Linked DNA regions of Homo sapiens: regions 2 and 3 are each linked to region 1. A link is an interaction called in ENCODE POLR2A ChIA-PET data of the cell type or tissue named here. Cell type or tissue: CD4-positive, alpha-beta T cell. All regions are shown on one strand.

Region 1 (2,500 bases):
TCCAGCATTTCCTCCACTTCCCATGTATCCAGAACCTAGAATTAAAACAACTGGCCGGGCACAGTGGCTCATGCCTGTAATCCCAGCACTTTGGGAGGCCAAGATGGGAAGATCATGAGGTCAAAAGATCAAGACTGTCTTGGCCAACACAGTGAAACTCTGTCTCTACTAAAAATACAAAAAATTAGCCAGGCATGGTGGCACGTGTCTGTAGTCCCAGCTACTCGGGAGGCTGAGGCAGGAGAATTGCTGAAACCTGGGAGGTGGAGGTTGTGGCGACCCAAGATCGTACCACTGCACTCCAGCCTGGGCAACAGAGCAATACTCCATTTCAGAACAAAAACAAAAAGAAAAACAAACCATGTTCTAAGTATTTCAAACATTTGTCTATTGTCTGTAGGATTTACTCCCTCCAGTTTCCTAGCAGAGAGAGAAAAGAGTAAAATTAGAATGATATGCATTTATTTCAATATTGAAACCACATTTTGAAGAGTTCACTGAACTAAATGAAGAACCTAAGCTGGTCTATTAACTATAAGCAGACTTCGCACATGAAAAACGGGACATTTTCTGGATGATTGACACTAAATTCAACTTGGACAGTGAGCTAGCATCCAGGAGAGCCAGTTACTTTGGTTTTAACAAACCCCAGAGAATGGATTTCCAGTCCTGTCTACTCAGTAGAATCAACTAAAGTTAGTTTTCCCCAGCTACAAATATCTACAAGTGTTAGCTAAAATATGAAGTTTATTTAAAAATACATAGTTGAATTAACAAAGACAGAGATTCTCAAATGCTAGAAACAAAGAGAAAATTAAAAGCCATACCAATATAGTGTGTGTCAAAGGTGTAGTCATCAGGGCTGAGAGCAGGGAGTTATCTGACCCAGAAATAAGAGTTTTAAGTTAGCATCCACATGAAGACAGGAGAGGAAGTTTGGGGTAGGGTTGGAACGGAGAGCTTTATATAAAGCTGATATCTTTGAAACTCACCACCTTCAATGAAGAGGAAACAAAACCAACCCATCGACGTGCTGCTACCCAGGTCTCAGAAAAGAAAAAAAAAAAAAAGTCTGAATTTAAATTACTTGCGTGGGGCAGGAAACTCTAAGTTAAGCTTGTAACATATGAATTGGCCCTGGGTTGATAATACCCCTGTAGCAATTCAAGATATTGAGGTAACAAAATTATCTTAAAAGATTAAAAAATAAGTATGTTTGAAGTTATGAAAGCGATTTCAAAGAAGAAATAGAAAATGTAAGGAAGAACAACACGTAATGAAAACAGGACAGATTGACAAAAGGAACAACTAGAAGCACGAGGGATAGTTTGAATTGAGGATGGACTGAATAGATTTAGCTACGCTCTCTACTTTTTGTCATTAGTTATCATTAGTTTATTAAAAAAGACAGATCTGGAAATTATTTACATGATGAAAGATTTCAGAACTTCAGTGGAATGGGCAGCTTCAAGTTGATGTCATTTCAATAGTAACTTATTTCAGTCTACATACTTCCCAAGAATGCACCATCTCTTTTTTATGTATTTATTATTTTGAGAAAGAGTCTCACTCTGTCGCCCAGGCTGGAGTGCAATGGCATGATCTTGGCTCACTGTAACCTCCGTCTCCTGGGTTCAAGCCATTCTCCTGTCTCAGCCTCCCGGGTAGTGGGGTTATAGGCACACACCACCACGCCCGGCTAATTTTTGTATTTTTAGTAAAGATGGGGTTTCACCATGTTGGCCAGGCTGGGCTCAAACTCTTGACTTCAGGTGATCCGCCCACCTTGGCCTCCCAAAGTGCTGGGATGACAGGCGTGAGCCACAGTGCCCAGTCAGAATGTCACCGTCTCTAAATAAGAAATAATCCTTGTCATCTAGAACTACTCTGGTGCCTCCATATTCTAGGAGAAGAAATTTATCTCCAACTCTCATGCTAACTGGTTGAATCTCTCCACCCTTTCCTTTAGAACCTGATCCAACAGCTACTCCTTTTGCTTGCAATACTTTTCCTTGAGATTTTTCTGGAAGCATAATGCCTCCTTTGGTTACAGTTGTGGTGGCAATCCTTTCAACAAATACTCTGTCAAAGAGTAGAAGAAACTTTCTAAATGCTTGTCCTGCCATGACTTCCTCAACCGCAGACTCATACTCCGCTCTCGTGCAGCACCACAAGGAGAGATCCCTCTATTCTTAATTTATAATGACATCCTCCTTTGGTTTTTTGGTTCCATAAAAGCTCTTATTAAAAAAAAACAAAACAAAAAGAAAAAAACAGTGAAATGTTGAACTTTTTTTTAAAAAAATTTTACTTTAGGTTCTAGGATACCTGTGCAGAATGTGCAGGTTTGTTACATAGGTATACATGTGCCATTGTGGTTTGCTGTGCCTATCAACCTGTCATCTAGGTTTTAAGCCCCACATGCATTAGGTATTTGTCCTAATGCTCTCCCACCCTTTGCCCCCCACCCCCCGACAGGCCCCGGGGTGTGATGTTCCCC
Region 2 (2,500 bases), 280 kb before region 1:
AAAAATTCCACAAATTGGCCAGGCGAGGTGGCTCACTCCTGCAATTCCAGCACTTTGGGAGGGCGAGGTGGGCAGATCACGAGGTCAGGAGATGGAGAACATCCTGGCCAACATGGTCTCTACTAAAAATTGAAAAAAAAAAAATTAGCTGTGTGTGGCAGCATGTGCCTGTAATCCCAGCTACTGGAGAGGCTGAGGCAGGAGAATCGCTTGAACCCGGGAGGCGGAGGTTGCAGTGAGTCGAGATCACACCACTGCATTCCAGACGGCAACAGAGCGAGACTCTGTCTCAAAAAAAAAAAAAAAAAATCCACAAATTACTGAATATCATGTCCAGATCTCCAGTAATGTATCATTTTTATTCTTTTATCATTTTTATGTTAAGTTTAAAGCATGTAAAATAGTGCTCTGTATTGTTTAGGGATAATCTAGTCATGATATAAAGAACTGTGTGAGAAGAATGATAACTGTCCATTCATGCCAGTGGTTAGTTCTGAGAGGGGGTAGTGCAGGCATTGTGATTGAATAGGGGCACAGAGAGATAAGAGAAACAGTGTGAAGCTATGTCACTGTGTGAGCTGAATCTTCCTGTTGAAGCCAGGAGGAAAAGGAGGAGGCAAAGCCGACTCCAGGCTGCCAGACGAGCGGCTGGGTGATGATGGAACCATTCAGCACGATCTCAAATATAGGGAAAGACCAGATATGTCCTCTGTTCTTTCCCTTTACACTCTGTGCCCTGCGGGGCTTATCTTTATGGACTATTTCAACTGGGCCCCTAATGCTGTGGCTTCTGGCTGGGTTTGGCCAAGCAGCAGCACCAGCAGGGGATCAAAGAGTAGGAGGAGGGAGAGATGAGGCCACTTATCCGTGGCTGCCTCTGTGCCAGGCTGCAGGCAAACAGCGGCCACAGGCTCTCCTGCTGCACTCTGGGCGCCAGGAACTGTCCAGCCTGAATGGCTCCCCAGTGTGGCTGATGCCAAGGCGCATCGCTGTCCCTTGCTGATTTTCTTCAACTTTGCCCACACCTTGAAAATGACTCATAAAATTGTCCTCAAGTACCCTTTTTGAATGAGCTACTTGTTTCCTACAGCTTTTCTGACTATTGTAAGAAGGATGACAAATGTGTTTGTTTTCTACCGCTGCTGTAATAAACTATCACAAACTCAGTGGCTTAAAGCAACACGAATTTATTCTCTTACAGTTCTGGAGGTCAGAAGCCTCCAGTGGGTCAGCAGGGCTGCGTTCTTTCTGGAGGCGCTCGGGGAGAATCCATTTCTTTGCTGTTTCCATCTCCTCTGGGCTGCCCACATTCCCTGGCTCATGGCCTTACAAAATTCTAATCTCTGCTTCCGCAGCCATGTCACCATCTCCTACTCTGACTCCTGCTTTCCTCCTATGAGGGTCCTTGTGAGTATATTGCACTCCCCTCCCAATAATGCAGGATAATCTCTCCATCTCATGATCTTTCACTTAGTCTCATATGCAAAGTCCCTTTTGCCATGGAACATAACATATTCACAGGTTCCAGGTTCTGGGAATTAGGATGTGGACATCCTTTGGGTGCCATTATTCTGCCTCCCATAACAGATTCTTCAGGAAAAATAGCAAGTTTGATTTTCACATCCATATGTCTGCAGGAGTTGGAGGAGATATGGCATGGGCTGTTGGTTATCTGGGTCTGGATGTTTAATTTGGTTTTTAAGGTCTTCCCTGTATATACATCATGCAACATTCTCACACTGGAACTAGTGGAAAATAAAAACATAACTCACCTTCCCATATTGAGTTTTGCTAAATCCTATAAAGGAAGCCATCCATATTTCAATACCACTTCATTAAAATAGTCTTGTGAGCTACTTGGAAGGCTGAAGTGGGAGGATCACTTGAAGCCACAAGTTCAAGACCAGCCAGGGCAACATAGCAAGATCCTGTCTCAAAAAGAAAGAAAGAAAGAAAAACAAGAAAGAAAGAAAGAAGAAAGAAAGAAAGAGCAAGCCAGATGAGGTGGTGCACGTCAGTAGTCCCAGGTACTTGGGAGGCTGAGGCAGGGGAATCGTTTGAGCTCAGGATTTCAAGGCTGCAGTGAGCTATGGCCACATTACTTCACTCCAGCCTGAGCTACAGAGCAAGACTCTCTCTGAAAAAAAAAAAAAAAAAAAAAAAAAAAAAAAAAAAAAAGTCTGTTGAAGGATAGTTCTGTTCTCCTTACACTTGCCTTTTCTATCTTATGGATACCAACCCTCTCAATGTTATAGTCTTACAATTTCAGGCAATGGTTAAACAAACCCAAACTGAATTATACTACAATTGAAATCCAGTTACCTCATATGTGATTGATGCGCTTGCTTCTAAGACTTGCACACACTATGTGGACTCAATCTTGGTATATCGGGCCATGGAGATGCCTCATTATAGACTAGGATTATCTGGGTTTACAAAACCAAGTGTTTTCATGTCATAGCAATAACTTTTATGAGCTTAGATCCTAAATGAGTTTAAA
Region 3 (2,500 bases), 450 kb before region 1:
ACTGCAAAATGGAGCCTAATAGCCCTCTCTCAATCTGTTTTTCTCTTGTTCACTTTCTTTTTCATTAACTTCTTTGCAGAATGAGGCATCGATTTAGACAACTGGATACAAAGGTATGGTTCTGTTAATAGTTTGGATTTTTTTTTTTTTTTGGTCACTAATACTTTGAGCTTTCAGCTAGAGGCCAGTAGTTGTGATAATAAAAGAAGTTATATTCAGCTTTCTTAATTCACTGTCTAAGAGCAGGGTGCTGGAATGGTATTGCTTCTCATGCTCTAAGCATCTCCCAGGGAAGAGTCTTGAAGTCCCACTTCCATGATGTCCAAAATCTTTTCTGTCTTATCCAACTCAGGGCCCCCTCTTCTCTTTCTTTCAGCTGTGGAGGCAGGTGAAGATGCTTACAATTATAGGGAACATAAGGAAGGCTCAAAAGAGCTTTTTGGGAGCCAGTGTGCCTTGATGCTAGTCTTTGCTGCCACTCTGATTCGTTGCCTGTTTTATTTGGAGGGCATTGGAAATGCGTGAGTACGCATATGAACACCAGGCATAGACAGAGTGTGTCTGCCCTCACTCTGAGCTGGGTAGCTGAAATTATAATCAGGTTCAAATCACAATCGATTCGTATATGCTAGATCCCTGCTAGGCTCTGAAGAGGAGATGATATTTGGTATTCTATCACGTTAGTTTGAGAATGGCATCCCGGATGATGACATTCATAGACCTCCCAGTGTTGTGGCTGTTCGGTGGGTAGACAGGACCCCATCTGGTTTGGCAAAATCTCCACCACCCAGTACCTTGACCATAGTAGAGCCTTAATAAATGTTTATTGAATGAATAAATGAACAAAAGGGGTCCCTTGCAGAGCTCTCATATAAGAATTTATCTGTTTACAGTTTCTTGTTTATTTATTTGTGTTATTTACCCTCAACATTTAAAAAATCTAGGCAGTAGTTGGCAGCTGTGAAGGCCCTAAGTCTAGAGAACGATGGGTTGTTGTAAGCAGCTGAAATGAGGGGCAGCATGAACCAGAAGAGAGCCCAGTGGGAAGAAGTGGGGGAGTCTGGGTTATTCTGCCTGGGAACTTGCTTGCCTCTTTACAGAGCTGGATTTTATTCCCATGCAAGGGAAGGCTCGGGGAGTTTTAAAACCCAAGAGGGACCTATCTGGAATCCTCCTTTCACAGTGCTCTCTGAGTGATCAGAATGGTTGTGGAGGAGAGGCTCCAGCAATCTGGTTGGGGAGTTAGATGCGCTGGGAACTCTTCTACGTGGTGTGTTTGTAGAGAAAACAGTCTATTTTAGTTTGTTTTGTTTTTTACTCGAGTTTATTTGGAGTGACTTCGGAGGGAGCTAATGGAAAGCCATCTTAGGGTTTGGGCAAAAGCTTCCCCAAGCCACACCTTGGTCCTGATCCTGCTGTGGGACATGCAGAGAGTGGACAGAGGAGGGCAGCAACAGTGGATGCAGGAAGAGAGGGACAGGGTGCGAGCCTTGGCCCCAGCCTGGGCCCTGGGTCAGAGGAGAGGCGGTAGAATTGTGGATACAGGACCAGCTGACCTGACTCCTAGGGTCCAGGAAGTTCGTCAGCCTGGATCCCCACTGCACAGCGCAGAGCCTCGGCCATCACTCAGGAGGTCCCACCGCCTCCCTCCCCTTCTCCCTTTCCCCTTGCTCTGTCTCTTTTTTTAAAATTTCCCCCTCTGTCCTCTTACTTCCCCTTCTGAACAACCAAAAATCCCTCCTTCTTTTTACTCACAGAGAATTTTAGGGATAATCTTTTGTTTCTCAAGAAAGCTTCTGGAGTCTTTTAAATTTATTTTTAAACAGCTTTATTGAGATATCATTGACATATAAAATTATATATATTTAAAATGTACAATTTGATGCTTTGATGCATGTATACATTGCAAAATGATCACTACAACCGAGCCCAGCTAATTAACATCGTATTACTTCTACATATTTACCATCTGTGAGTGTTGTATGTATGTGTGAGGGAATTAGATTAATTTAAAATCTCTCCTCCTGGCAAATTTCGTGGGTACAATGTTGTTAACTATTGTCACCATGCTGTACAGTTGATCTCTAGAATTTATTTATCTTGCATAACAGAAACTTTCTGCCCTTTGACCAATATCACCTGATTTGCCCCTCCTTCTTAGCCCCAGCGACCACCGTGCTACTCTCTGACTTGATGAGTTTGACTCTTTTAGATTTCACATATAAGTGAGATAGTGCATTATTTCTCTTTCTGTGTCTGGCTAATTTTGTTTAGCATAATGTCCTCCAGCTCCACTTACGCTGTGGAAAATGGCAGCATTTCTTTCCCCATTTTAAGGGTGAAAAATATTCCATTATAGGTATGTACCACATTTTCTTTATCCATTGATCTCTTGATGGACATTAGGTAGTTTCCATATTTTGGCTATTGTGAATCATGCTGCAGTGAATGTGAGAATGCAGATATCTCTTTGTGATCCTGATTTCAATTCTTTTGGACC

Evidence for each region. Peaks named below come from ENCODE experiments on the same cell type or tissue, not always from the same donor. Only the 100,000 strongest peaks of a DNase experiment are listed, where the experiment ranks them.
Region 2: POLR2A ChIA-PET joins it to region 1 with 9 read pairs; 2 of 35 experiments call an interaction of 5 or more read pairs at or near these places.
Region 3: POLR2A ChIA-PET joins it to region 1 with 6 read pairs; 3 of 35 experiments call an interaction of 5 or more read pairs at or near these places.

The regions. Positions count from the first base shown.
Region 1 is chr2:234,453,658-234,456,157 of GRCh38, forward strand. It overlaps LINC01891 (long intergenic non-protein coding RNA 1891), which reads right to left and starts at 938. Exons shown (of 3, transcript NR_146988.1): 1 at 828-938. It also overlaps the pseudogene HSPE1P9. In CD4-positive, alpha-beta T cell, no CTCF peak of the experiment used is centred here; a DNase peak (open chromatin) is centred at 984; H3K4me3 peaks cover 1,355 bases; H3K27ac peaks cover 2,074 bases.
Region 2 is chr2:234,177,985-234,180,484 of GRCh38, forward strand. No RefSeq gene overlaps it. Among named protein-coding and RNA genes, the nearest start is that of SPP2, 130 kb to the left of the region's middle. In CD4-positive, alpha-beta T cell, no CTCF peak of the experiment used is centred here; no DNase peak of the experiment used is centred here.
Region 3 is chr2:234,007,991-234,010,490 of GRCh38, forward strand. TRPM8 (transient receptor potential cation channel subfamily M member 8) reads left to right here. Exons shown (of 26, transcript NM_024080.5): 24 at 80-113. Among named protein-coding and RNA genes, the nearest start is that of SPP2, 41 kb to the right of the region's middle. In CD4-positive, alpha-beta T cell, no CTCF peak of the experiment used is centred here; no DNase peak of the experiment used is centred here.